2 separate regions of the Mus musculus genome follow, and region 1 is linked to region 2. Evidence: chromatin loops called from intact Hi-C (ENCODE). Cell type or tissue: left cerebral cortex. All regions are shown on one strand. Links, peaks and the distances in the headings refer to the core of each region. The heading gives the core; the rest is flanking DNA.

Region 1 (15,715 bases), core at 3,963-11,962, 310 kb before region 2:
ATAACAACCCTGAGTTTGACTATTTTCTGTCATCTAATCCTATTGGGTGTGTTTGCTTCTTTCTATTCTAGAGATTTCGGGTGAGCTGTTAAATTGCTATTAAAAGATCTCTCCAATTTCTTTGCAAGGGCACTTATTGCTATGAACTTTCCTCTTAGCTTTCCTTATGGCTCATAAGTTTAGGTATCCTGTGCCTTCTTTTCATTGAATTCTAGAAAGACTTTAAATTCTTTGTTTCTTCCCTTATCAAGTTATCATTGAGTAGAGTTTCTTATCAAGTTATCATTGAGTAGAGTTGTGATTGAGTTCAATTTCCATGAGGGCTTTCTGTTGTTTCTGTTGTTGATGAAGTCCAGCTTTAACCCATGGTGGTCTGATAAGATGAATAGGGTTATTTCAATCTTCTTGTATGTGTTTAGGCTTGTTTTGTATCTGATTACATGATCAGTTTTGGAGAAGGTTCAGTGAGGTGCTGAGAAGGTATAATCTTTTGTTTTTTAGTGCAAGCTTCTGTAGTTATTTGTTAAATCCATTTGGTTCATAACATCTCTTAGTTTCACTGTGTCTCTGTTTAGTTTCTGTTTCGATGACCTGTCCATTGGTGAAAATGGAATGTGGAAGTCTCTGACTATTACTGTGTGAGGTTCAATATGTTTTTTGAGCTTTAGTAAAATTTCTTTATGAATGTAGGTGTCCTTGCATTTAGGGCATACATGATCAGAATTGATAATTCCTTGTATGATATATTCTGCATCTGAGATTCTCTCTTCCATTTCTTGTATTCTGTTGGCAACACTTGCATCTGCAGCTCCTGGTTTCTTTCCTAGGATTTCCATTTCCTGGGTTGCCTCTATTTGTGTTTTCTTTATTATGTCTATATCTATCTTTAGTTTTTGGACCCTTTGTTCATTTCACTCACCTGTCAGATTATATTTCTTTAAGGGATTTATTTGTTTCCTCTTTAAGGGCTTCTACCTGTTTGACTATGCTTTCCTGTATTTCTTTCAGTGAGTTATTTATATCCTTTTTAAAGACAACTATCATCTAAAGTGGATACTTCTGGTTTCTTTGGAAAGTCAGTTATGTCAAAGGAAGGTTTGCTGGGGCACACAGTTGAAAATGTGTTTTGCTAAAGCAAACACATGAATGAATGCTTCACTGAAGCAGACACAGGTAAAAGGATGTTTTGCTAAAGCAAACACATCAAAGAATGCATGATGCTAAGGTTTATAAATGTAACTCAATAGACAGTGGATGATGCTGGATGGTATTGGTACAACTTGTCATTCCTCAGTGGTCATTATTTGTTGTAAATTCATAGAAAGAAACTCACCAAAAAACTTCTGGTGGTGTTCTGTTAGCTTCTTGTGGCTTCCAAGGGCTCAGGCCTATTGGCAGAATGAAATGGAAGTTTCTGGATATGTCATCTGATAGAGATTCACATGGAATTTTGCTGAGGTATGTGATATTTGGAGGGAATATAAATAAGACTCAATGGCCAGTGATAGCTGGCGTACATAGCTAACTTTGCATTGCTTCTTTGGTCTTTCATCTTCCTCTAAAGCAGGTGAAGGTATGAAAAGGAAGGCAGATGCTCCAACAGGTCAGGGCAGAGCCTATGTCTGCAAGACTCTGTGGGGTCCCAGCAGGTGGGGGTATCCAGGCAGGGTTCTCACATGTATCTCAGTGTCCCTAGTTAGAGCAGGCCTTCTTGGATACAGGCAAGGCTGTGGGGTGGCAGTTATCTTAATAGTCTTAATGTATGAAAATGCTTCTTTACTTAACTTTTAACTTTATACAATAACACACATGACTTTTAGTTTAATGGTCAACTTTATGCTAGAGAAATGGTGCTGAGTAGAAAAAAAAAGAATTCATACATAAGGTCAATAAGCTTTAAACATAACAAATGCAAATTAAAACATGTGAGGTGCAAGATGTTTGTTGTTGGGTTGTGCTAGACAATTCATGCTTTGTGACTGCACTGTAGGATTCCCTCCATGGCAGATGAGCTGGATGAAAAATCAGCTAAGGTTTGTGTTCCAGCTCTAGTTTGGTTGTCCTTGGTTAAATGTTTGTATCTTGGATTAAGGTTTCAGAGAGTTCAGTGCCTAGTCACTGGGCCCTATGATCATAGCTCAGAAAATGAGATGGGATTGTGCCATAGAGGAATGTCTTTAGTTCTTGGTGGCATAGAAGCAAAGAGAATGCCTGCCCACCTTGGCAGTCTCATCCCTTCCTCCTTTTTCCATCTGTATACCAAGCCCATGGGAAGGTACTGTTCCCACTCAGGGTGGGTCTTCCCCATTTAGTTAATCCTCCCTGGAAAATATTCTGATAGGTAATGTGCCTTATCTCCTAAGTATTTCTCAATCCAGTCAAAATGAACCTACACAGTTGATAGCTTGGAGGATAATTGTTTGAACGCCCAAGCCTATCAATATGAATCCATTGAAAACTGGGAGTGGTAACATCATCTTGGCATACCACTCCTATACATCCTGTCTTTTCACTCTGTTTTCCATCATCCCCTGCTTATGCTCATGCTCCACAGAATGTGGCTTTCGGCCAAACAGCAGCTTATTAGAGAAAGAATCTTGGGCTTCATTCTGGAATTGGAATCTACATTTTAACAAGATCTCTGGGTGATTCATCTGCACATTAAAATTTTAGAAGGACTTACCTAGACTAATTACAGCCATTGAGTTGGTTCTGTCTCCATTCTGGCCCTTTCCAATACATCTTCCTTTTCCATTACAGCTAGGAAATTCTTTTCAATAAGCAATACCTATATATTTCACTATTAATACTTCCCCAGGAATCCCCATTATAAAAGTGCAATATGGAAAGGGCATAGTCTGTAAATTAAAGATCAGGTCATGTCTGAAACACTTATTAGTTTTGTGACTTAGATAAAGGAAACAATAAAAATGGGATCTCATTTAGCCAAAGTTGACATTGAACTTTTGATCTTCCTGATTCCACCTTCCAAATGCCAATTTTGTAGGAATGGGCTTCCATGCCCTGCTGGTCTTGTGGCTTTTGACAGGTGATACAAACATCTTGGTTTCTGTCCCCTCAGCTTTAAAATGTTTTTAAAATTCTGGACTTGTAAGTATGGGTCGATGATTAAGTAAATCCATATTTTCAGGAAGTTTGACAGAATGGCAATATACATTATTCAGTTGTGAGCAATCCATGGGGATGAAGAGAGTATAGAGAGGCATACTTGAAATGTTAAAAGTCTAAGAATAGAAATAACTTGTTGTCAATGTAGGAGGATGTATGTTGTGTGTCTTCTAAAACAAGGGCAAACCAGGTCATGGAACTCCCACTGAATGCTCTTGGGATCCTTGTTCGGGAAGGAAACCAGAAGTCTATGTAGAGACTACTATACCAAAGTCCTCCATTCAGATATTTCATTTCCATCAAAACATGGAACTGAAGATGAAGCTCTTTGGGCCTCCAAACCAATCCACCTATCAGTAGACTACTACATAGTGGTGTGAGCTTATGCTGTAGGAATCAGACCTACCCTATTATTAGTTCACCAGATCACATGCTATGTTCAGACCTTGGTTTTATTTCACTAAGTTTGGGAGGATAACTTTTCTTAGGTAATGCAGTCACAGATGGTTTTGAATACAGTCCCCTCTGGAACACATTGAGATTTAATGCCTATTATTTGACAGAATAGGCAGGACAAGGTAGTCCCTTTAAAAGGTGCTCAGGCATCCTCCTTTGGGTCCTCCTTGTTATTTATACTTTCTTCGGGTCTGTGGATTGTAGTGTGGGTATCCTGTGATTTGTGGCTAATATCCTCTTATCGGTGAGTACATACCATGCATGATTTTTTGGATCTGGGTTACTTCACTCAGGATATTTTCTAGTTCATCCATTTGCCTGCAACTTCATGATGTCCTTGTTTTTAATAGCTGAGTAGTATTTCATTGTGCAGATGTACCACATTTTCTCTATCTACTCATCAGCTGAGGTACTTCTGGTATGCTTCCAATTTCTGGCTAGTATGAATAAGCTGCTATGAACGTAATGGAAGAAGTGTCCCTGTGGTATGGTAGAGCATATTTTGGGTATATGCCCAAGAGTGGTATTTCTGGGTCTTCAGGTAAAACTATCCCCATTTTTCTGCGAAACTGCCAGATTGATTTCCAAAGTGGTTGTACAAGCTTGCAGTCCCACCGGCATGGAGGAGTGTTCCTCTTTCTCCATACTTTGCCAGCGTGTGCTATCAGTTGAAGTTTTGATCTTATCCATTCTGATTGGTATAATTGGATGTAAAGTGAATAAATAAAAAATTTACTGGGAAGAAAAGATGCTCAGGACTCTACCACTTATATGGATTCATTTGTCTTGAATAAGACGTCTACTATAAAATCTTGTTTTGTTAGGTCTCATATGACCTTTTAGACTCTCATCAGGCTGTCTTGGAGGTCTTCTAGCTAGAAGGCCACAACCTCTCAGCCTGAAGATACAAATCTACAGTACTAACTACCCAGGAGGCCGAGGCAGGAGGATTACAAGTTCAAGGACTATCTGGACCATGTAGTGAGTCCAACTCAAAATGAAACAACTAGTTTTTCTGTAACAAATGAAAAAAGAAAGAAGGATGAAGGATGAATTAACCTGAGGCTATAGGTCAATCCAGAGAACTTGCTTGTCAATTGCATAGCCCTAGCTTCACTATCCAGCATGGCATAAGTCCAGAATTAATTAATTAATGAGGAGCCAAACTGAACATCTTGTCTTTTTTTTTAATTAGATATTTTCTTTATTTACATTTCAAATGCTATACCCTTTCCTAGTTTCCTCTCTGAAAATCACCTATCCCCTTCGACCTCCCCCTGCTCTACAACCCCCCCATTCCTGCTCCCTATCCCAGGCCTTCCCCTATAGTGGGGCATAGAATCTTTGCAAGACCAAGGGCCTCTCTTCCCATTGATGGCCAACTAGGCCCTCCTCTACTACATATGCATCTAGAGACACATGTCTCACCATGTGTTTTTGGTTTTTTGGGTTTTTTTTTTTTTGATTGGCAATTTAGTCCCAGGGAGCTCTGGGGGTACCCTGATATACCACCTCACACCAATCAGAATGGCTAAGATCCAAAATTCAGGTGACAGAAGATGCTGGCCAGGATGTGGAGAAAGAGGAACACTCCTATATTGCTGATGGGATTGTGAGCTGGAATTACCACTCTGAAAATCAGTTTGGTGGATCCTCAGAAAATTGGACATAGTACTACCGGAGGATCCAGAAATACAAGTCCTAGGCATATACTCAGAAGATGTTCCAACTTGTCATAAGGATACATGCTCCACTATGTTCATAGCAACCTTATTTATAATAGCCAGAAGCTGGAAAGAACCCAGATGTCCCTCAACAGAGGAATGGATAGAGAAAATGTGGCCCTGTACTTACACAATAGAGTACTACTCTGCTATAAAAAACAATGAATTTATGAAATTATGAGACAACCAGGTGGATCTAGAGGATATCATTCTGAGTGAGGTAACCCAATCAAAAAAGATCACACATGATATTCACTCACTGATAAGTGGATATTATCCCAGAAGGTCATAATACCCAAGATACGATTTGCAAAACACATGAACCTGTTGTCTTTTAATGTACCCAGTCTTTATCACAAAATAGGGATGGCCCTAAAACTCAGAAACACAGAACAGCCCTAAGTCAGATACCTAAGGCCAAAAAATAAGCCCCCAAAAAATTTGTAATGGAAAATAGAGACCAAGATGTGAAAATAACTGGCACGCATTGAGAGTTCCATGCTGATAGCTGTGGAGGCTGAATAATGACTATATCAAAGTCCATCATGATTATTTTCTCTATATTCACATTTAGGCAAATGCATGTATTGGGAGGATCTCATCCTGAGTGAGGTAACCCAATCACAAAAGAAGTCACTTGATATGCACTCACTGATAAGTGGATATTAGTCCAGAAACATAGATACCCAAGATACAATTTGCAAAACACAAGAAAATCAAGAAGAAGGAAGACCAACGAAATACCCATGTAAGGAGTTACAGAGACAAAGTTTAGAACTAAGATGAAAAGATGGACCATCCAGAGACTACTCCACCCGGGGATCCATCCCATAATCAGCCACCAAACCCAGACACTATTGCATATGCCAGCAAGATTTTGCTGAGAGGACCCTGATATATCTGTCTCTCGTGAGGTTATGCCAGTGCCTGGAAAACTCAGAAGTGGATGCTCACAGTCAGTTATGGGATGGAACACAGGTCCCCCAATGGAGGAGCTAGAGAAAGTACCTAAGGAGCTAAAGGTGTCTGCAACCCTATAGGTGGAACAACAATATGAACTAACCAGTACCCCCAGAGCTCGTGTCTCTAGCTGCATATGTAGCAGAAGATGGCCTAGTTGGCCATCATTGGGAAGAGAGGCCTTTTGGTCTTGCAAACTTTATATGCCCCAGTACAGGGGAACACCAGTGCCAAGAAGTGGGAGTGGGTGGGTAGGGGAACAGGGCGGGGGGGGGGGAGGCTATAGGGGACTTTCGGGATAGCATTTGAAATGTAAATGAAGAAAATATCTAATTTAAAATTGAAAAAATACATTATGAAAAAAAAGAAAATCTATGCAAAGTTCTGAGATAGTATTAGTAGTTGTTGATGAATAATTGTAATTGCAGTGAAAATTCCCTATCATTGGTTCCTACCAGTGTGAAAGGAGTAAAGTTTACATTGCAAAGCACAGCATTCACAGTCCTCCTGGGAATCTCACTCCTCTTTTATGTTTTTGTACTTTTTTTCTTTTTAAATGAAAGGGGCACCCTTCGTAAGATATTATAAGGAAGAACTCCCCACCCCAATGGAGGCTCTCTGATCTCTGTGAGTTCCCATGAGTCCCAATCAGTTGATTCAGTGATATCCCAGATACTACTTGTTTTTCCGATCCTTTCTCCCACACCTCTACAGGACTCTCAGAGCCTAATATTTGGCTGTGGGACTCTGCATCTGCTCCATTTGGTTGTTGGGTGGAGTCTCTTTGGTCTCTCTGATGATGATTAGGCTAGGTTCCAGTGGTCCCAGAATACTCTGCAAGCAGGAAAAACTGTCAAAGGTTTTGTGGCTGGGTAAGATACTGTCTCATATTATAACCCAGGCTAGCCCAGAACTCACTATTTTGCCTCGGCTGGACTCAAAGTCTAAATGATCTTCCTGCCTTGGTTTCCCAAATATTAAGATTGTGGGTGTGAGCCACACACCACACCCAGCCTATTGGTTTTCTTCAAATTCCTATCTTGCTAATGCACATACTGTAATCTTACACATTCAAGAAACGAACAAGATACTTAGTGTCCAGAATGCAGCCTGTTGTTTCATTCCCCCACGTGATTATATTTTGCTCTCTCTTTTTAGAAGGCTTGCCTCTATAGGAGCTTCATGAATCAACTCAGATGAACCCCCACAGGGAGGCTGTTTCTGACACACAGCAATAGAATTCCTTCCTTCTGTTGTGAGGCCCCTGCTCTAAACAGACTTCTGCCAAGACATCAGGACAAGTTTATTATTTTTCTGGGTGTGTCTGTCTGTTGCCCTTTAGGAGACTGTGAAATCCTCACTCTCTTGAAGCTTACAATGCAAAAAAGAAGAGCCAGACAGCACATGAATAAATCTATGATTGAATTGTGCTCTAAGGAGGGCCTGTGAGGAGTAGAACCAGAGCAGCTGGTGAGACCATTCAGTAAGTAAGGGTGTGCTGCACAAGTAGGAGAACATGGGTTCAACTCCCAGAACTGAGGTAGAAAGCTGGGTGTTGTGGTCCTGGGTGCACCTATAATCCTGGGGCTGGACAGTTGGAGAAAGGAAGATCACTGGCACTTGTTGAGCTCAGTTGGTGAGCTCAAGATTCAGTGAGAAATTTCATCTCAAAATAATATGGTAGAAAGTTACAGAGGCAGATTTCTGCAATGCAGTTACTGGCTCAAAGCACACGTGAATATACTCATAGACACAGAACATATGCATAAAAAAAAAGAATCAGTGAGGGGTGGGCCTACATTCTGGTGAGCGGGACAGAGATTTGGGTTGAGCTGGAGGGATGAGATATTCACTTTCCTCAGATGCTTAACCCAGAGGAGAGCCCAAGGCCTGACATATAGTAGGATGCACTGAATACTAAATGAAGCAGCTCTGCCACATTCACAAGCTTCATGGAAGGATCACAAGTGATAGCATCTGCAGAAGCCCTTTAGAGAGGATAAAGTGCAGCACAAACGTCGCTTTATTACAGGGTGTACACTGAGAAGGCAGGAGGCAGCCTTTGCTCTTTCTTCTATCTGAGAGAACTTCTGCAAACAGGCAAATTCTGCCTGAGCCAAGTGCATTCAGGCATCCAGTGTCTTCCTAAACATCATATTCCCATTCTATTGGGATGATCAGCATTGCTGTTAATGAGATACAGGAGAGAGTAGACACAAGGCTTGTGTGGGTGTAGCTTTGGATGTAGTCCTGGCATGGGAGGCTAGCCAGCTCTCTAGTACATTGACTTGAAGATCCAACTGGATGATTTTCAGAAGAAGGGGGGATGCTAAGAAGAGTGGAAAATAGGGGAGTTGATTATGAGTAGGAATAGTAACTCCATGTTTGCCTCTCCATCTGTTCTGATTCCGTGGCCAAGTGTTTAGTTTCCTCTTTCTGCTTCCTTTACTTTCCTGACTTAAAATATTTCTCATTTCTAGTAAGACCAAAAAAGAATTGAGATATATTTAACATCTACTATGTAAATGACACTATGGCATGTGTTTCTACAGCATGAAGGACAGAATTTCAGAAGTTAGACTGCCTAGACTTGTACCCTCTCACATCAAAACACATGAATCCAAAATATTCACCTACTTTATGTTCAGCATAGTACTACTGGAAACAGGAAGGAGACATTACTGTCCTGTGTGAAAGTTGTGTGCCTCCTATTCCCAATTCTCCCTGCATGATGAGGCAAAATGATATCATTTTCTGTGACTCAAGTCCATCTGTCTGTGAGGGTATAGATTATATATTATAAATTATTTTCAAGCCATGTTTCCAAGGGAAGCTGGATTTTTGAGCAGGATATTGCAGAGATGCTATGAGAGTAAAAAACAGAACTTGTAGAAAACAGGCACACCCATTTTGCTTCAACAAGAGGTACTAAATTTGGTTTCTATGTGCATATTCATCTTTAGAGTAAGATTTCCATGGAAATAGATTTTAAATACAAACTATGTTTTTAATCACTAAAGAATCAAATACTTATTTCTGGGGCAATATTCTATAGTTTGAAAGGGACAGGGGCTATGTAGCTCACAGTGCTAACCCTTACAAGGCCCTGGATTTAATCCCTAGAACAAGAAGAATGAAACAAACCTGAAGGTGGGGGAAGAGGAATTCTGACAGTATTATATGTCATTTGATAACATCAAAGCTTCTAGATTTAAAGAATGAGAGCTGAAGAGAAGGGAACTAGGGCCAGTGAGCTATCTCAGTGGGTAACTCCCAAGCCTTTGGAGCTCAGAATGAGCCCTGAGTCCCACATGTGGAAGGAGATTGCCAGCTTCCATATGTTGTTAGCTCATGTCTGTTATCTTTGAGGGTAGAAGATGGTCATGAATTCAAAGCCAGCCTCAGAGACATAGTGAATTCAAGTCTAGCATGAGCTATACACTGAGACCATGCACATAAGGGTCACTTCCCTTTATTAAGATTCTCTGTGGCATGCAGACAAAAGCCAGGGCACTGCAGGAATAACAGCTACTTTATATCTTAATGTGTTTGAAAAAATGATGATAAAAGTTTTTACCAGAATCTGATCATGGGCGAATCCATGCAGCACCACTGAAAACAATCTTATTGGCCATACTGGTGCATGATCACTAAACTGCCAAATGTTAGGCTTTGTGTGGAAATATGTGACCTGACATACCATCTACGTCTACGTCTACGTCTACATCTACATCTATCTATCTATCTATCTATCTATCTATCTCTGTGTGTATGTGTATATTTATATATAATTTATTATATTTATGTTTATTCTTCTTCTTGTTCATTTAGTTCTCTTTCTATCACATAAGGCTCCTTAAACAGAGAAATATTGTGCCCCCTCAATGTAAATTACATAATTTATGTTTGTCTTTCCGATCTCATACACTTATTAGCATGCCTTACTCAATAATGTTGGGGTGCAAGTATGTATGTGTGTGCATGTAGAGACCACTGGTCAATGTACATTTTACTCCTCAGTTGCTCTCTACCTTAGTTTTTGAGGCAGGGTCTTTCACTGAACCTGGAGATCACTAATGTAGCTGAAGCTGGTCAGCAAGTCCGGGGAATCCCCTTGTCTCTATCTACCCAGGACTGGGATTACAGGTGCATACTACAACACTCCACTTTTTTACATGGTAATGGGCATCCAAATTCAGGCTTGCATGACAAGCACTCACTAATTGAACCACCCCCCAGCCCTCAATAATACTGCCCTAAATACTTGATATTTCAATGACGTACATTTTTCCATACCAATGATTAGAAATTCACATAGCTGCAATATCAAGAAATTCATAATATCTACTCTCAAGAATTCTGAGTGTGTGTTTCCTATCTTGAGAAGTTGAACTAGAGTACAGGTAAACTTCCTTGAATGTCTTTTAGTGAAACACTATGAAGGGAAAATAACTAGTGTGCAGACTGATTTAGAAAGGGGTACACAGAATTGGAGACAGTAAGAAAAATGCTATACACTCTGGAGTCACTAATGGGTAAGTGGAACAGTAGCAATCCTACCACATTACTAGAGAAATATTGTCAAAAAAATACACAAGGAAGGAGGGTTGATGACAGGAAAGATGTGGTGAGTGGTTTGTGCTTGGGATAGAAATGACTTAGAACAGAATTCATAGTCAACTGACTGGCAAGACCATCCAGACCTATTGGATGGTCTACCACTCAGATGGGCTGGCCACTTCTAAATCCCTCTTCCAAAGCTTTTATCTCTCGTTCTCAGCTCTCAAGCCATAACTGTTGCTTTAATCTTTGTTTAGTCCTCAAGATGCAACAAGCATTTAGTTTAAAAGAGAGATCCTTGGCTTGGCGGGAACATGGATTTTCAGGCATTATGGAAGGATTAGGAACAACTGGGAGGACTTCCCACAGGAGGTCAGCAATTGTCCTGATTAGGTTACATGAAAAACAAGGGCATCTAACTTGTAAAGGAGAATTATGAGCTGGGATTTATAGATCAATGGTAGCTCTCACATGCTTAGTGTAAGTGGAGAGCCTGGCTTCCAACCCCAGCAATGCCTGCTCTAATGTATGTTTTTCCTGAGTTAGAAAATTTAGTGAATTGTTGTGGAAAAATGTCTGGACTTAGTTATGTGGATTGTGGATGTCTCTACTAAACATTGTTGGCAAGGAAAGCAGAAAACACAGTTATTGTAAGACTGCTTCTTTTAAGTGTCTCAAGCATTTCCTAGGGAGAGGATGTTCTGAGTTCAGGTCAGTTGGCATGGGTCTGTCCAGAAATGCTCAAGTAGTACAAGAGCTGAAATGACCTCATCTACTTTCTCCTGATTCCCTATCAGTCACATATACATCCCACAGTAGCAAATGGTGCAAGTGTGTATGTGTGTGCATGTTTATGTGCTTCTGTGAACGGACAACCTGACCACAGAGCTGGCCTGAACAGAGAACGACAGGCAGAGGAGTGCATCAATTTGGTACATCACAGATTTGAAGCCTTGTAAGCTATTCTGGGCATAAATCAGCATTGAGTAAGTTCACTTTCAGGATTTTGGAACCATAGAACTGAAAGACACTTTACCTTTGAGATTCAGTATTCTTGTCTTTTCCCTCACCATGTGTCCTTGAGAAGCCTCAGCCCAGATACATACAGACATTGGTACCACAGCCTGCATATGCCATTTCCACTGCAGTCCAGCAAGCTTTGTGTGGCATCCCAGATTGACTCAAAGATCATGTATCACAGACCATCAAAGTGAGAAAGCAAATCTTTTGGGTTCAGACATAAAGAACCTGACCAAAGGTCGAACTCAAATTAACTAACAGGCTGGTACCTAGCACCAGTTTCCAGGTTATTTCCCAACAAATCTACACCACCAGATTACAAACCCACCCCTGACACTTCACTTCCTAGCAACCACAAGGAAAACAGAAGTGAAGTTTATGGTTTGGCTCCCAGCACCAGTCAATTATGATGAAGGCCATAATGCCCCCCATAAGATGTGTACCAGGCTAGATATCCCCTTTTTGCCTCTGTAAATGCTTGCCTGAAACTGGGCTCAGGGCTCCACCTTCCTGCTGTGTCAGGGTTGGCAGGGAGCCCAAGCTCCAGCTTGAATTAAAAGACCCTAATCAACTCCTTGGTGGTCTTTTGGAGTTCATGGACACTTCCTGGCACATCAGAAATGGACTCATAGACACATTTCTTCCAGATTACTCTAGTCCATATTCTGTTGTATTCAGTAAATGACAATGAAGAAAAACATTCTAATGGCCTACTGTTTACAGTGACCATGCACATATTGCTGGATGCTTCTTAACTATTAAAATGTTCCAAATCTAACCTCCTCCACCGCAAACAAGAAGGCTTAATAGTATTCTGCCATTCTAAGTAGTAATAGCAAAAAATTACTCTGGCACAAATGCATGTTTTCCTCTTAAAAATGAATAAAAGAGCAATTATCTAATTAGTGTCTGCAGGAAGGAAGACAAGGCTACCAAAGGGATTTAACTGTACCTGTGCTCTCAGAAATGACAAAAATGCTGAGATGAGAGAAGTGAGAACAAGTGAGTTAAAAGGGTTGAGAGGTCAAATCTTTTACATTCAGACTTCATTTTAGAGAACTTGAACTCAGGCAAACTAACAGGCTGGTGCATTAATTTCCAAGTTATCCTCCAACAAAACCCGAGTCTCCAGTCTCTAGGCTTACCCCCCAAAAGACCTGCATCTTCAGATTACACCCCCCAAAAAGACCAGTGTCTGTAGGTTATTACCCCAACACATTTGCACCCCCAGGTTACAAACACACCCCTGCCTAATGACCACCAATGGAGAGGGAAATAGGAACTAAGTTTACCAATTGATTTCTAGCACCAGCCAATTATGTTAAAGGCCATAGTAACTTTCCGATTAGATGCTTACTCACTCACCCCGAGCACTGTCTTTGTTTGCTGCTTACTATAAAGTCTTTCCCCAATAGATATTCAGGGCTCATTTCTCCATCAAAAACCATCCTGCATGTTGGTGGTGAATTTAGAGGCCCAGACTAGCTTGAATAGATTAAAGACCCTGCTATGGGTTGAATCAGATAGACTCTTGTCTAGTTTTTTTCTTTGTTTATGGGTTTGTTTGTTTGTTTTTGGCTAGGGGTGGGTGTGGGACATTACTAACACTCACCTGCCACTACATGGTCTTGTACTAGGCAGCCTTCTACAACTGAGCTATATTTCCAGCAAGAAAGCAGCTTCAAAACCACTCTAAACGTAATTAGCAAAAAAGAATTGCATCAATGTGGACTTTACATTTACACTGACACGGGCAAAGGAGTCCCTTGACAAGTATAAGGGTAGAAATATGCTATAAAGGTCAGTGTGGTGGTTTGAATGAGAATGGCCTCAGAAGGGTCATAGATTTGAATGTTTGCTCTGGATTTTGTGGGCTAGTTGGGAAGGATTAGAGGTATGTGGCCTTGTCAGAGGATGTGTGTCTACTACGAGTGGGCTTTGAGATTTCAAAAGGCCAGGGCATTTTCCCATCAGATCGTTTGTTCTTCCTCAGCTACTTCTACAACACAACATATGCATGGTACCTCTATGCTCCTGGCCCTGAGGGTCACAGACTTTACTACCCTCTGAAATTGTGAGTCTCAACTTTATTTTTTTTAAGATTTTATTTATTTATTATATGTAAGTGCACTGTAGCTGTCTTCAGACACCACAGAAGAGGGCATCAGATCTCATTATGGATGGTTGTGAGCCATCATGTGGTTGCTGGGATTTGAACTCAGGACCTTCGGAAGGGCAGTCAGTGCTCTTAACCGCTGAGCCATCTCTCCAGCCCAAGTCTCAACTTTAAATGATCTCTTTTATAAGTTGCTTTTGTCATGGGGGTCTCTTCACAGCAATAGAAATGTAATGAAGACAGCAAGATGGATATATTATGGCGACAAGTTCTACAGCAACGTAGTCACTTCTCAAAAATTCTATGGACTAGGATCTAGCTTCTCTCAAGGCCCCAGGATGAAGGAAGAGCAGTGCTGCCCTGGGCTCTTCTACATGTTTGCAGAACAAGTACAGGGAAGGCAGGAATAGTGCTTATTTCTATACCATGTTGTTTCTCAGCTGACAAACAGGCTGGAGTATGAGAGCCAGTGCAACTGCTCGGTGTGGCAAGTCCATGTCATTTCTTACTCCCTTTCTTCTACTTCTCCTCTTCTTCCTCCTCCAACGTGAGATGGGGACTCACTTGGTAGTACAGGCTAGCCAGGAACCTGGTACAGAACCACGAGTAGCCTGCAGCTTCCCATCTTCCTGAGTCTGTTTCCTAGGAGAATACATAGGTGTTCCATGGACTGGCTTCTCTTTTCAACAGGGTCAAAATACCATCTAGAAAGACGAGACTACTCTTGATGCTGGAAACAGGTAAGAGTGTTTGATTTGGTTTGGTGCTACCCACACTCCAGTGTAGTTTGCTTGACAGGCCAAGAAGCCTGAAAGCACTCACGAGGCAAAGAGTTTCACGGAAACTTAACCTCCTGGAACCAGGCATTCTCATATCCCATATACTCATACCCTTTCTCCGCATTAGTCTGGTGTATGGATCCACGTGCTCTCTTTTAGTATTATTTTATTATAAGTGCCTTTAAAGATCGAATTTTGACATAGCTAAGCCTCCCCCAGTGTTCCAATGTCAGAAAATCCTTGAAGCCAACAAACTTGGAATTCAGTAGGAATTCGGTAAGAAGATCATCTATTCAGTAACATTCAAATTTACTTCTAGTAGAGAGGGGGAAACTAATTAGGCATTACAAAGAACAGAGCTAGACTAGCTAGGGGCTGCTGGCCTGCAGAGTGTTTACTTGAGACAATAGCCAGTCTTACCCAGACAAGGGAATTCACAATGGCCTAGTGAATATGTGGGTTTACCATGAAAGAGTTAGGGAATCTCCCCGAGACAGGTTTCTTCACTAGGCCCAAAGAAACAGCATAATCTGGCATTTACTAAGAACCCCTGGTGGTGGGCTTAACAATAGACTAGCATTACACCTGGCACCATTCTTAGTGGCAGCTGCCTGGTCCCCACCTTCTTCTGATGTATACATTCCTAATGTTTTGTGTCACTGTAACTTGGCAGATGTATCTCGCCTGGTTTCTTGTTATTCTTCTGTATAAAAAGTTCGATGCTCGACTTGACAAATTACATTCAGATTCTACACAATCTCTTGTGTCGCATCTGTCTGTCATTCATTCGCTGACTCCTTGTCCACCTGTAACCAGAGACCCATTCTACACAGACAAGGGACCAAAAGGGTCTGCGGCAGTTTGGTTTTCACATAAATTCTCCATATATTATCTGGGCTGTCTGGAGATTCATGGGTCAAACAATTTTTCTTTCACAGCTTTTTGAGTAGCTGATACTATAGGCCTGCCAG
Region 2 (15,715 bases), core at 3,568-11,567:
TCTTTTAAGATTTTGTTATTTAAAGTTTGTGTGATCAAATCACATTATGATAACATATAAGAAGAATAGTATCATTTTCTTATTTTTTTACTAGTTTTAATTTTTTAATATTTATTAATTTATTGTAGCAGGGCAGTGCTGGCACATACCTTTAATCCCAGCACTTGGGAGGCAGAGGCAAGTGCATCTCTGTGAGTTCAAGGCCAGCCTGGTTTCCAGGACAGTCCGGACTACACAGAGAAACCCTGTCTCGACCCCCCAAAAAATTTTTTTAAAAGATGTTTATTGTGTATGAGTATGTGACAAGCTCAGTTGTTTGTGCACAGTATGACCATGAAAGTCAGTGGGCATCTTCTTCTTCTATGAGACCATGTGAGTCTCAGGGATCCCAGGCAATTTGTCAAATTTGGTAGCAATCGCCTTTACCCACTGTGCCATAATGTTGCCAGACATATTTTTTAATTAATTATTTTTTATATTTTATTTTATTTTGGTTTTTTTTTTGGTTTTTTTTTGTTTGTTTGTTTGTTGTTTTTGTTTTTCGAGACAGAGTTTCTCTGTATAGCCTTTGCTGTCCTGGAACTCACTCTGTAGACCAGGCTGGCCTCGAACTCAGAGATCCACCTGCCTCTGCCTCCCAAGTGCTGGGATTAAAGGCGTGCGCCACCACGCCTGGCTTTTATTTTGGTTTTTCAAGACAAGGTTTCCCTGGGACTAAAGACAAGTGCCACCTTACCTGGCTAATTTATATTTAATAACAAAATAAAACATAGTAATACAGAATAAAACTAACAAACACATCAGAATAGAACAAAATAAACAGATAAGAACCCTCGGAGAGTGAGAAAACCTCAGGCTCCTAACCTGTGGGTTAGACTGAAAAAGTTGAGAGAATGGAAATACACAAGTAGAAAGGTCAAGAGAAAGGTCAACTGGACAGAGAGAGAGAACACCGAAAAAGAAATTGGATCTTTTTGTGAGCTTCAGGGAGGACAGGAGGACATGCTTTCAAATTTTTGTGATATCCATTTTAAGTTACTTATCATAAAGCTGAGATGGATAGAAAATTGGAGTCAGAAGGACAGAGCTAAAACCATTTAGATTATTGATTCACAAGGTCCTAAGAGACCTCTATCTAGCCTTTACCTTACTAGTGTTTTACAAGAATAAATCCATAAAATAACCATTAGTTCAATAAACATTCAGTGAACTTCTACATACCAGAGTACTTTGTAAGGTGCTGTTAGGATGGATTAGAGCCTATAACTTGCCTGTAAGCAGGGGAGGGGACACCAAAGATCACCAGGGCATGCTGATTTACATAGATAAGAAAACCACCAACTTTAGTTTAACTCTGTGAACCATCCTTTCTGTGTTAAATTTCCTTTGTTGGCATAAAGGAATGCAGTCTAAATACATCTCTGTGGGTACATGGGTGCGTGTGTGCATGCGTGCATGCGTGCTGCTCCTTAGATCCAAATGCTAAACTTTGAAAATGACTTTGAAATGAAAGGTAGCCAGGTTATATCTTTGGCTATCACGCAGCTCATTACAAAGGAGTTCCACCAGGGTTATACTGTTGGGCTAGTCAAACAGGAATCTCAACTACAATCCAAAAGTGTGCTTCTGTGCGAAAGGCACACATTATCTCTTGGAAAGTTACTGAGATAATGAGGTAGCACGGTTTTAAAAGTATGCACTGCTAAACTAGCATTAAAGACTGATGTTTGGCTGAGGGTTTTTTTTTTTTGAAGGGGGAAGGCTGTTTTGGGTGCTGGGGATTGAACCCAGTGCACTATTCCGTGTGGGCAAGCATTCTAAAACCGAGCTACACCCCCAGCTCAATTGTTTGAACTTTGAGATCTTTAGTGCTGATGGAAACTATTTATTAGTAGAAACACTTGGAGACTTGGGGAAAGGGGTCTGGGAAAGTAATTCAGTGCCTGGCAAACCTGAGGACTGGAGTTAGAGGTGAGAGAGAGAGAGAAAGAGAGAGAGAGAGAGAGAGAGAGAGAGAGAGAGAGAGAGAGAGAGAGAGAGAGAGAGAGAAATGAATAGCTGGGGAGATAGCTCATTGGATAAAGATCTTATTGGTGGAATCAGCAAATACCTGAAAGTCCTGGTGGCCACCTATAATCCCAGTACTCAGGAGGCAGAGACAGGATCCCTGGGGAAAACTGCCCAGGAGTATTAGAGTATTCTGGTTCAGCCAGAAACCTTCCATCCTTAAATAAGGTGAAGGTAATGGAGGAAGACCTCTGAGGCCAATTTTAGGCTTCTGCACCGACATGCTTGCACATGAACCCAACTACATGTGAACACTCAGACTTACACACAAACCACACACATATATTCAGAAGAGGAACACAAAGTGTGTGGCCCCATCTCTTTTTTAAACATATAATTATATTTAACTCTTTTTTTCCGATTAATTTATTTATTCACTTTCCATCCTGGTCGTTTCCCACTCCTTCCAGACACCCTCTCACCATCCCTCCTGCACTCAGGGTGGTGGCACCATTTCTTAAAGAATACCACCTGGGGTGATCCTCTGACCTCCAGACTTCCTGGCACACACATGCATTCATATGAATACATACATGTTCACACAGAGACACACAAAATAATGAACATGAACAAAATGGTGCTTGTTTTGTGTTCTTTTGTTTTGTTTTACAGGGTCTTAAGTATCCCAGCCAAGGATGAACTCAAGCCTCCTGCCTGTCTCCTAAGTGTTGTCATTTCAGGCAGAGATCGAACCCAGGGCTTCACCCATGATAGACAAACACTTTAGAACTATACTAGCTTCCTGTCTACAGGAAGGATTTTGTTTGTTTTACATTCTGAAAATGGGTTTTCCCTCTGTAGCCCAAGCTGGCGTCTGCCTCCTGAGTGCTGGGATTATAAATAAGTGCGGTCATTCTACACTGCAGAATTGTTACAATCTAGCTTATTTTACTTTACATTTAATTAATTAATTAATTAGTTAATTAATTAATTAAACATGTGCCTATGCAGGGCTCATAGGGGCTCACAGAGAGAGAAGTAACAATCACTGGTCCTGTATGGGTCTGAGCTAGTTCCTCTGCAAATATTTTATGGTTATGTAGCTTGGCATTCTCGAGAGACTCTTAACAGTGAGACTTGGGGTGTCTCTGACTCTTGCCTGCTCTTGGAACCCTTTTTTAACTACTGGGTTGCCTCATCCAGCTTCGCTATAAGGATCTGTGCCTAGTCTTATTGCATCTTGTTTTTCCATGTTCGTTGGTTATCCCTGGGAGGCCTGCTCTCTCCTTCAGGGAAATGGAGGAAGAATGGACCTGGGGGAGAGGGGAGTGGTGGGGAGGGACTGAGAGGGTTAGAGGGAGAGGAAACTGTATTTGGGATGTAGTATATGAGAGAAGAATAAAAATGCAATCCTCTCTTTCCACCTCATGTTTCTGGGCCTGAGTAGAGAGAGTCGGGCCTTGTGGCAAGTGCCTTTACTAATGGAGCCTTCTTCTTGGCCCTCTCTGCTTTCTTCTAAATGCTAGAACTGGAAAACCATGGTAAAAGTGGAATTCAAGTTAAACTGGACAAACTCGCCTATATTGTAACACTGTGGCCCTCTTGATAAATTAGAAGCAGGCAGGGACTATTCAATAGGGACTGGCACAAGAAAAGTTGCAAAAGTAACCTTCCCTAGTTAGTGTGTCCAGAAATTGTGAGGAAAGTGTGCCAGTGACCACACCAAGCCATGTGCCATTTCCTGAAAACTAAGAATCTCCTTCTGGAGCCTCCTAGAAATGTGCACGGCAATACACCATGTGCTGAACCCAGACAGACGCAGGACAACATCGCCAATAACAGAGATATATTATCTCAGAAAAGCATGAGTGCTTACACATTTCTTCTTCACCTTTCTGTGCCTTTTGTAAGGTCTCCTAGTTGGCTAATCACTGACTAATATTTAACAGGGCCTTTCCCCAGTGCCAAGTGTTTCCCTGCTGGTCGAGCCTCTAGACAAGGTGGCCTCCCTCATTTAAGAAGGCCTAGTATTCACTACAAGCCCTATGCTTCCCCTATCCCCATCCTCCCGGCCTTCATTTCACTATGTAGCACAGGTTAGCTTTGAACACTTCAGCAATCCTCCTGCCTCAGTTTCCTTGTCCAGAGCTCCTCTATAAAAAGGTCTAATTATAAGTTTTAGATATACTGGGACAAAACATATATTACTTAAATTAATTTTAACTTTATACTTTTTATGATAAAATCCTTGTAAATACTTCCTGGATCATACAACTTTTATTAGTTCACATACATTGCATTTTATTTATTTATTTATTTATTTATTTATTTATTTATGTGTGTGTGCGCTGCATTGCACATATTTCAAGGCACATGAGTGGAAGTCAGAGGGCAGCTCTCTCCTTCCACCATTTAGGACAGCTTGGCAAGTGCCTTTCCACACTAAGCTCTTTTGCTGGCCCTTGAATTCAATTTTTAAGCTCCTCATACTGTCGAATTCTTCCCTGGCATATGTAACATGGAACTTACCTGAACCAACTTTAAATTTTTACCAAACTTCCCAACAGACTCTTCCTGGTCAACAACAACAATGTGCTTAGGGTTGGAACGCTGCCAAGCAGGAAGTACTGGGGGGGGGGGGTTCTATGGTTCTCATATAAAACAATCTAGCTAGGGTTCAGAGGGACACTTAGACTTTTGGCCCTCCAAGCTCATTTTGGAGCTAGGATGAGCCCATGGATCGAAAAACAAACAGAGAGGAACCCAGTGTAGATGATGGCACAGGGGCAGAACCGTGGGCAACAGAAAAGGTGTCCCCCAATTGTTTCTGGGGAAAGGACACCCACCAGAGGAGACCCACTTAGGGACTACTCCAGTGCAACCAAGTGATGTCTACCACTTCTTCCTTCTCTCACTCACCTCTCACTCCTCCCTCTCAAGGACAAAGCTACCAGACAAGTGATTTAGGCCAACAATTCATTTGGCTGGTGCCAGGAACACACGGGCCTTTCCCTGACTATGATGAAATGGGCGTGCTGGCGGTAGGTGGTTATTCCAGTACTAGATTGTTGAGAACGCCAATTTGAGGCTACCTAGTATGATCCTCTCTCAAAACAAACCAAGCAAAAACAAAGGGGCAGTAGCTGGGAGGTTCCCCAGTTGGAGTCCTTTGGTGTCAGGTCTGAAGAAATCAAAGCGAAGTACTATACCTTCCCAATGATGAGAAAAAGAAAGAAAGAAAAAAAAAAAACCGGCACCGTAACCCCCCCCCCCCCCGCCAACCCCATACCTGACTTAACTAGGAGACGTTCAAACATGCTCCGAATTTCCCAACTTTACAGTTATTTCAGTAATGTTTGTGAAACATGCATTCCACGCCAAGCCTTGTAGATTTACTTCTAAGTTCTTCCACCAGGTAGGGAATGGAAAAACAGGCTTGCAAACAGAGTTCCAGTCCCCATCCCTCCTCATTGCCCATCCCTGCTGCTGCCGGGTCTCTCAGTTCCCCCACCCAGTTGATGTGACAGGCTCCTGGCCCAATCCTCTTCCTGGTTCCCAGGCCGCTGTGAACACCATCTGAGCCAATGGCTGTGGCCGCAGGGCGGAGGAGGCTGGCAAGAGGGGAGGGAGCGCTGGCTTTAGAAGCACAGCTGCAGAGATTCCTAGGGGCAGAAGTTGTCTGAGTGCTTGGTCGGAAGCTGTAGAGCCAGATCAGCGACTCTGCGACTTTTACGTAAGTGCTTTGCAGTTCCAAGGGCTCGAGGGGAGCCGGTTTCCTGGGCGTGGGTAAGAGTGGGTCCTGGTGAGAGCATCTCCGGGAACCTTAGCAGGAACGTGTGTTATACTAGGGGACGGGGGTTGGGCAAAGGGGGAGATCGAAGAAAATTTCATCTGGAGTCTGAGGCTCGGCTCCCGGGCGATCCTCGCCAACGGAATGGGTGGGAGCTCCAAAGGGTTCCTTATTACCACCCTCTGCCATCACTTTTTCTGCTCTTCGCTGCGACTGCTCTCTAGTTCCTCCTAACTTGTTGCCCACCACAGACCGAAGGGCTTAAAAGCCAACACTTACCCAGATTCCCTAAGGCAGCGACCACCCCTGAAGTGGAAATCCTAAGCCTATCTTCCCTCTGCCTTCCATTTCCAGCTACAGCCATTCTTCAATCCATCCCTCCCTCCCTCCCTCCCTCCCTCCCTCCCTTCCTCCTCAGCCGCTGGAAAATCCCAGAGCTAGCAGCGTAGGTCGCTTCCCGCTAGTTCCAAATCGCCCGCTCTAGGTGACCCGGCGGGTTTCTGAGGACCCCGAGGCTCCCAAAGAGGCGGGGCGCGGAGCGGGTGCGGTACCCCCCCCCCCCCCAGGAACCTGGCCTCGGCGGCCCACCTTCTGCCCTCTCCTCTCCCCAGCCCTTAGGCTGAGCTTCGGGACTGCGCCGCGACTCCCTATGAGTAAGCAGTTTTTTGGTTTTTTTGTTTGTTTGTTTTGTTTTTTGTTTTTTTTTTTGTTTTTGTTTTTGGTGTTTTGTGTGTGTGTTGTTGTTGTTGTTGTTTTGTTTTGTTTTTCCTTTCGGTGGCAGAAGCTTTCCAGGCTAGCCCGGAGGTACCTTTTGGTTCTCTCCCCTAGCAGCGCCCTGGCGGTCAGCTTGAGTCCCGATGGCTCTGGTTGTGCAACTCAGAGCTAGCGAGCAGGGCTGCAGCACCCGGGACCGCTCTGGGACCCCTGGGAGGCTGAGCCGAGATGGTGGCTGAAGCCCCATTCCCAGACTCAGCTGCACTTGCCTGTGTTTACTTTTCTCCGCCTGCTTACTTTAGCGACCTAATGAGAGGCCTGAGGACGCCGACTAGCCCTGCGGTCGCCAGTCCCAAAGTTGCTGCTGCTGCTCCACTAGCTCAAGTGTTGGCGGTTCTGAACCTCCCCTGGCTCCAGGCCCTTGCTTGCTCCAGCTTTGCTGACAGTTTACATCCTGAAGACTGGCTTTTCACTGGAGCTGTATAACTGACTACACCAGTGGTGCAGGTCTAGCTTGGATTTAAACTGGGGCGTCTAGTCATATAGGATCAGACCAGAGGGATGCTGCTATCACCCTTCTACTCAGGGGTAATGCAGACAGGGTGAAGGAGCTTGAGTGAATACGGTAGGTAGAAGTGTAGGTTTAAAAACCTACGGAACAGTAAGCATTTACTCCATTTCAACATCACAATGGGTTTGGGAGACTAAAGTTGAACACTGAGATGCAGTTTACTGTGAATTGCAACTTAATGGCCGAGGTCCCACACTTGCCAATTGGCATCCCGCATCTTAAGTCTCTGATGCCCCTAGGGTAATAGTCACATGACCTCTTTTGACTTTAAAACTGGAATGCAATGGCTGAGGCCCATGTTCCCCAAACTACCAAGACAAAAGTGTGGAGGGAGTTGGTGGGAGGGGCGATGTGTGTCAGTTAGCATCCACTGAACTAGATTTGCATGAGGGGAGCAGAAAGTGATCTGTTGCTGTGGTTTTAAGCAAAATTAAAAATTAAAAAGAATAATAAAATAAGAAAAAAGCTGCTTTCAAAACAAAGGCTTCAAATGTACTTATGTGGTGACATATATCTGTTTCCCAGAAATTCCATATACCTTTTCTAAATTTTAAAATCATCTTCTAAGAAAGCTAATGTTTAACTCATGTCTCATTTCATCCCTAAATGGCTGGTTTTGAAGACGTATCCCACAAGATAGTGTTAAAAAATAAACCATCACTACCCTTTAATCTGCCCTATACTATTCTCAATATTGGGCATCTACTTAAAGGTAGAGAACAATCTCTTGTGTAAAATTAACTATCAATTATTCGTTGTTTGAAATTTATTGGCTTAGAAACCATACCCAGACCTACTTGATACAAAATTTCCAAAATTGGTTGGGTTTTGTGCTGTGTGGTGGTTTGAAAGTCTCTGAAAGGACTTTCCCATACTGTCCCATAGTGGAAGTTTCCCTATTTAGATTATATATTGTCACATATGAAAACAGTGTAGAACAGCCAAGTGTGGTGGTGGCAAGTGATTATAAGCTGAGCACTTGGGAAGCTGAGGCAGGGGCATCAGCTGTCCAAAGCCAAGAAGGACTACATGATGCCCTGTCTCAAGCAATAAGTGTATGAGTTAAGAAAACAAGGAAATTGAAGAAAAATAAAAGGAAAGGGAAACACGTAGAGGAGTCACCCAAGTCAGGAATTTAAAAGTCTCACTTACTTGCAAAAACAGGCTCAGTTTACACATATTAGTACTTAAAATCAAGTACTGCAAACCCTACAAAAGGGAAATGAGGGTTAGGGGTTGAGGACCCTTTAGAGATAGATGGTTCACATGATAAAAGTCAGTCCTGACTACCCAAGTCCAACCCCCTGGACCAATTGGATAGCAGAGAACTAGCTCCTGCAGTTTGTCCTCTAACCTTTACATAGCATTCTTAGCACACTTTATGTTTGCATACATACACACACACTATATTTTTTTAAAGTAACTGGGAATATATAAAAGATTTTTGCTTTGCGTCTTTCCTCCTAGACTTTTTATTTAAGTAACCTGTGAATACCTCCTGCACTCTGTTTTCAGCTGTACATAAGATTCTGAGCCTGAAAACCACACTTATCTAAAAGCACAGGGTCCTGATGTGCAGGCTAGCCTGTTGCACAAATTAGCTAGCAATGGATTTAAACTATACCTGAACTCATAGAGATGAGCCCCCCTAGTGGAAGGAAGGAAGGTGACAATATAATTTTAGAGTGAATTTCTAATAAAAGTTTAACTTAACTAAAAAAAAACCACATTGTTTATGCAGTTCAGCACTGTGTACGTGAGTAGACACTAATAACCATTGTTAATTTCCTAGCTTTAAAAGATGTTTAGATAGATATATAAAATGATACTAGCTGGGTGAAGATCAACATCATCTATATGATTGTTGTTATTCTGTCAAGCCAAAATTATTTCAAAATGAAAATATTTTAAAGCCAGTCGTGGTTAAATTACATCTCTCATTCCAGCATTTAAGTGGCAGATACAGGGGAATCAGGGATTCCAGGACACCCTCAATCAACTAGCTTGCTTCAATGAGAGCCTGGCTCAATAAGGCAAGAAGAAAAATGGTTTAAATTGCTTCTCTCTCTCTCTCCCTCTCCCTCTCCCTCTCTCTCTCTTTCTCTCTCTCTCTCTCTCTCAGTTATACTCATGGTTTTCTTTTTAATCATTATTTAATTGTTTTCATACAAAATAGTTTGGTCATATTTTTCTCCCCCCCAGCCCTCCCAGATCCTATTCATCAAACTTTATGTTTTCTCTCTTTCTCTCAACAAAATGAAAATCAAAGAAACAGAAAACAATTCAGACAAACCCAGTGTGAAATCATTTCTAAGAGGTGGAACACTCCTGACAAGCTGGGCTGCAGGCTGTCTAAGTCATATACAAACAGAATCCTGAGCCTGAGAACCCGATTTTGATCCCTGTACCACCTAATGGCTGTTGAGAACAGACTCCTGACAGTTATCCTCTGACCCCCACACATGACATGGCAAGATGTGCTACCCAATAAATAGAATTACCACTACTTTCTGGTCCATAGCACTTCTTGAAATGTCCATACAGTTAAAACAACTCTCATTGCTGGCCAGAATTGGAAGACTGTGAATCTGTTTTTCTTCTTTCTTTCTTTCTTCCTTCCTTCCTTCCTTCCTTCCTTCCTTCCTTCCTTCCTTTCTTTCTTTCTTTCTTTCTTTCTTTCTTTCTTTCTTTCTTTCTTTCTTTCTTTCTTTTTTTCCTATTTTTTTCTGTGACACATGGTTTCTCTGTGTAACAAGCCCTTGCATTCCTGGACTTGGCTCTGTAGCCCAGGCTGGCCTCAAACTCAAAGAGATCCACCTGCTTCTGCCTTCAGAGTGCTGAGATTAAAGACATGTCCTACCATGCCTGGTCTGAAACTCTAATTCTTAATTTCTACCCTTGTATCCCATTTGGGATGCAAGCTAAATTATGTTTTGCTTCTGTTATGCTTCAGTTATGTCTTTTAGACACTGAAGCCTAAAATGTCTAGTCTCTTTGATGATCTTTAGAGTCTAATTGCTAAAATGTGACTAGGTTTGTGACATTTGGAGTAGGATTAGTAATATTTTGATGGAGATAAGTCTCTTCTACAAACAAATAAACAAAAAAACCATATTAAACTTGACCACGATTATTATGGTAGAATAGTATGACTCAGTATACTATCAGAAACCCAGTGAATTTTTTCTCCTAGGCAAGGAATATGATTGCTGTCATAATAAGGGGGGAGGGGGCAGCTTGGCCATGATGCTTGAACACTCAAGTGATGCCCTTGGACAAAGGAAGAAAGTCCACTTCTAACTCCGTGTTTTGTTTAAGGTGTGGTTCCTACTTGGCTTTTTACATTTCTTGATATCATATTCTTGGCATATATTACAATGGCAGAGATCTATATTTGTATTCAGTCTAGTATACTCTGGGTGGGAACTATATAAAGCAAGACATTTATTGTAACTGATTCTAAAAGTAACTGGTATGAAATGAGATTTGAAAATGAACATCTATCAATATATGGCAGCTTGAATATCTGTGTTTTAGAATTATTTTGTACTTGTTAGTATGGCAGGTTGGTTTTTTTTTTATAGAAAATTATCTAAAGGGGACAGACAGACCTGTAAAAAGTAAGCATAAGATTAGAAGTTTCGAGCTGGGTTCACATTTCGAGTCTGTACTTATTCTAGGGAGTGGTATGCCATATAATGTAAGCTTAATGTGATATAGGATTCCAAAGCTTTTTGGATGCATTGTTGTGATTGTTTTCAGTTTGGAGTCCTTTGTTTAAAGTTGTGGCAACTATCTAATGCTTACATGACAAGCCCCACCCCATGTGTGTCTGTGTCTGTGTGTACCTTATGGAGATGGACATAAAGTCTCTTTCTCAATGACCTGCCTCCTTTTTTTTTTTTTTTAAGACAGAGACTCTAACTGAAACTGGAGCTTGTCCATTTGGTTAGACTGGCTGGCCGGTGAGCCCTAGGGATCCCCCTGTCTACACCTCCTCAGTGCTGTCTGTCAGTTCAGGCACATGCTACCTCATCTGTCTTTTGTGCTTATATGTTGAGAAATCCGAACACAGGCCCTCATGCCTTCATAGCAAGCACTTCACTGCAGAGCCATCTCCCCAGACCTTAAATGCCATTCTTAAAATCCAATCTCATAATACATGGGCCAATTTATTTTAGTTATAGAGGGGAGGCCATTTCAAAAGATTCACAGCTAAATTCAGTAGTATTGAACGTTGCCATATTCTTACACTTGAAAGTAAAATGCGAGTCGGGATTGTTCTAGGGATGAAGAAATGTTCTATTTAATAGAAAATGCTGAGAGAGGAGGGGTGTGGTATGAAGGGCCTGTAATCTCAACATATCAGATGCCAGTGCACACAATGAGTTCTAGACTAACCTTAGTTATGGGATCTTGTCTCAAAAAAAACCCAACAAAATATGGAGGTACAAGTATATTGATTGGATATAGCCTCAGAGGAACTGCCACTGAGCCAGAATTTCATCTTGAGAAACTCACATAAAATTGTTATATTGGTAAATAACATTTAGTCCATCTATGTACTAGACACTAAGCATTTTCTCAGTTTTGAAAAGTGCAGTAGCTCAATGATTTTAGTTGGCTGGAATTCCTTTTTGAATATAGCTGTAGTCTGGCTATTCTCACTTATATTTGTTTATTATTGTTTTTTTAATGTATATGGGTGTTTTGCCTGCATGTATGTCTGTGTATCACTTGTGGTACTTAGTGCCCATGGAGGCCAGAAGAAGATGCCAAATACCTGAAATCTAGAGTTAAAGAAAGTTTTGAGTTGCAGTTTAGGTGCTGGGAATCAAACCCAGGTCCTCTAGAGGCCCAGCCAGTTCTCTCACCCACTTGAGCCATCACTCCAGGCCCTGTTCTCAGTTGTATTATCATTTAACTTCGTGTTATAGTTGCAGGGCTGGACGTGGATATCAGTGCCTCCCTCATGCCAGGCAATTCATTCTCTAATGATCAATATGCTGGGCTCACATGTTACTTTTTCTTTCAGTCAGAGTTCTGCTTATGACACCCAGACTAGCCTTAAACTCACTTTGTAGACCGAGCCAGCCTTTGAACTTGTAATCCTCTTGAGGGTCCTGGATTTTAGGCTTGCACCCACCAGGCCTGGATATAGACCGATTTTTATAATATGAAAAAGTTAAATTTTCGTAAAGCTTAGAAATGTGATTGATGATAAATGTAGTGTTGCTGATTCTATTGGGTGTTGAATCTCTGCTCTTTCATTTCTCCGATGTCTGGACAGATAGGCCCATTTCAGTAAATCACTGTTGTACTCATAGCTAGAGTTTGCTTGATTTTTAAGGCATCTGTTTTTAATCTATGCATTTCACAGGCATGTTGAAAGGATAAGTGAGCTATGCGAAAGCTTGGCTCTTCAGCAGACAGGTGCTATATACATCCAGCATACTGTAGCTGTATTTAATAACTCTGCTAGGGCTTTAACAGGCCTTTTCAGATGACTGGGGCATAGTTCAATGGCAGAACATTTGCTTTGCTTGCATGAGGTTCTGGGTTCAATCCCAAGAATCCCTCACACACACACACACACACACACACACACACACACAGAGGGGGGGGCAGTTATTGTATTTTCTTACTTAAATATTATTCAGCATAGCATGTTAATGTCATCAATTGATTTTTTTCCTTGTTACTGTTTATTTTTCCTTATTGGTTGTCAATACAGAGTCTGTTCTCTTCAATTTTCTTTTTCTTTTAAGTTGTTCATTAGTATACACACATTTAGGTTTCACTGTGGTTTTTTTCGAACAGTTTGTTATGGTTTATTTTCATATACCTCCCTTCTCCCCTTTCCCCCCTTGTAGCCTTCCCCACCCTCCTGCCTGCTTTCAGCACATGTGTGCCAGAGTGCTTTCTCTTCCTCCACACCTCTCACCACACTAATAGTCTCAGTTCTAGTTTCAAAGCCCGTGCCCACACTCACTTTTGCCTGTTTACATACATATAAACATTATATGCTAGGATACACACATGAGAGGATGGGAATTTTGTCTGAATCTCAGCCTCCTCACTTAAAATAATGCTTTCCAGATTCATCCATTTTCCTGCAAATTTCAGTTTTCTTTATGGCTGAATAAAATTACCCACTGTGTTTGTATTACATTTTCTTTATCCATTTATCTGCTGATGGATATCTAAGCTGATTCCATTTCCTTGCTGTTATGAATAGAGAGCAGCAATAAAAATAGATATGTAAGTATCTCTGTGGTAGCATACAGAGTTCTTATGGTATATGCCAGAAATGGTAGCTGAGTCATCTGGTAGTTCTGATTTAATATAATTTCTTATTCTGTATGTGCATGTGTCATGGTCCACACGAAGGTCAAAGGACAACCTGCAGGAGGAGTTCTTCTATCATGTGGGTCTCAGGAATTGAATTCAGTCATCGGACATGATGGTATATGCCTTTACCTGCTGAGCCATCTTGCCAGCCCAGTTAAATAGCTTGAGAATAACTGAAAATCATGGCTAGTTTGTAAGAGTGGGTGATTTTTACTATGAAAAATCATTTTTCATTTTTAATTTGCACCTTCTTACTTCAACCATCTGTGACTTAAAATAGTCACCAGGAAAGGTATTTTGTGTAATACTGTAACTTGTGCATTGAAAATAGAGGTTTGATTATCCTAAGTTATTATGCACGCATTGAAAAATGAATGCATATACACATTATGATTTTATGTAAACATAGGAAGTCCTTACATTGTATAAAATGCAATATATTCTCAGCCACTGTCTCTGTTTATAGCTGAGTTCATGTTCTACACTCTCCTTGCCAGGGCTACACAGAGAAACCCTGTCTTGACCCCCCCCCCAAAAAAAAGAGAAAGAGAGAGAGAGAGGAAGAGCTCTGTATAAAGACAGAGGAACTTTAGTATATCTAGTCCCTTAGAGTGTGTATGTATTGGGTGGGGTGGGATATAGTTCAGCTGGTAGAGTACTTGTCTAGCATACATTAGTAGTTCCTAGGTTTGTTCCCCAGTATAACAATACCCAAACATGGTGGCACAGTGTGTAAATCTCAGCACTCAGGAGGCAAAAGGAGGAGGGCCAGTAGTTCAAGATTAAGTCTGAAGCTAGCCTGGAATACATCTCTCTTTAAAATGACCTACAAACCACTAAAGAATAGATAAAAACATGTGCAAGTGCCCTGTGTAGATGCCTAGAGCCCACAGAGGTCAAAAGGGGGCTCTGGTTTCTCTGGAACTGGGGTTACTGCTAGTTGTAAGCTGCGACATGGGTGCCAAGAACCAAACCCAGGTCATTTGCAAGAGTGGCTAGTGCTGTTAACTGCTGAACCATCTCTCCAGCCCCATCATGTAATAAAAGTATTTAATGAAGACTTATGTACTGGGGTTACAAAGAGGATAGAAGATAACTCCTGCAATTCAGGAGAAGAAAAGGACACAAAGGTAATATTGGTTTTTATGAAATTTAAAAATATTTATTATAGCTTTTTATTAATCTGTGTGTGTGCACATCCAAGTGCTTCTGCATGGCACATCAGGACATGTGGAAACTGGTTCATGCCTCCCACATTATTGAGACAGTGTCTTGCACTGCAGCACGGCATCTTCCAGCCCATTTGGGTTATACTAGCGTGATTCTCCTCTCGACTTGCCATTTCCATGTAGGAGTGATGGGATTACAGATGCCCACCACCACATATGGCTTTTTAAGTTGGTTCCAGGATTGAACTTGGGTCAATCCTTTCATAGCTATTACTTTTGTGTGTTGGGCCATCTTCTTCTCCGCAATATATATATCATGGAGAAATGAATTTAAATTCCATTTTTTTAAACATAAAGTAATTTCTAAATTTAAACTCTGTATGGACAAAGACATTCACTTATATCCCAGTATAATCAAATCTAAACTAAGAACAAATCACATTTAAACATTGTTATTTCTTTGCAATAATTATTATGTCCTAAAAAAAAAGAGCCCGCTATGAGTTAATTTTACTTAAATAGAACATTGCTCAGCATATAAATGAAGGTCAGCAGACACTAGTGTCTTGGAATAAAATATCCCTTTGGCTAGAAAATGTGCCACACCCAATTTTGTTTTTACAAAAATAAAATTCTTTCCAGCTTCACTAAATTGGAGAGATGCTGTGTACAACGACAGTAGTAGTTGGCTCTGCAACTTTGGAAATATCCAAGTATCCCTGTGTACAGAAGCCCTTAGAAAAGCTGAGTTACACAAGCAGTACTTGGGCCTTCTGTCGCTCCTGTTCGCTTAGGTTTTATCTAAACTGTGTATAAAGTACAACTAACTCATACAGCTGATGGCTTTCATTTCATAACTTATACTTCATGATTTTCACAAACCTTAAAGTGGGTAGGAGCATCTGGGATTTCAGGTATGACAGTCACTCCCTCTGGAAGCCAGGAATCAAAGTAATGCATATGGCTTTCTTAAAAGGCAGTGAGAACTTCCTGCCAGTGGATGGACTACCACAGGCAGGGATTGAGAAAAATCTCTGTTCTGGTTCCTTCCTTCATGCCTGACACACAGCAGGACCCATTTACAGCATTTCCTCTATATTCACAAGGAATGCA

Evidence for each region. Peaks named below come from ENCODE experiments on the same cell type or tissue, not always from the same donor. Only the 100,000 strongest peaks of a DNase experiment are listed, where the experiment ranks them.
Region 1: a loop joins it to region 2, with 5 times the contacts of the local background. A loop is called at or near these places in 4 of 42 quality-filtered maps.

Annotation. Positions count from the first base shown.
Region 1 is chrX:76,174,479-76,190,193 of GRCm38, reverse strand. No RefSeq gene overlaps it. Among named protein-coding and RNA genes, the nearest start is that of Gm14707, 64 kb to the left of the region's middle. In left cerebral cortex, for the core only: no CTCF peak of the experiment used is centred there; DNase peaks (open chromatin) are centred at 7,545 and 8,570.
Region 2 is chrX:75,865,073-75,880,787 of GRCm38, reverse strand. It overlaps Pls3 (plastin 3 (T-isoform)), which reads left to right and starts at 5,618. Exons shown (of 16, transcript NM_001166453.1): 1 at 5,618-5,740. In left cerebral cortex, for the core only: CTCF peaks have their summits at 6,626 and 8,740; DNase peaks (open chromatin) are centred at 6,187, 6,681, 6,912, 8,717 and 1 more place; H3K4me3 peaks cover 2,497 bases; H3K27ac peaks cover 1,261 bases.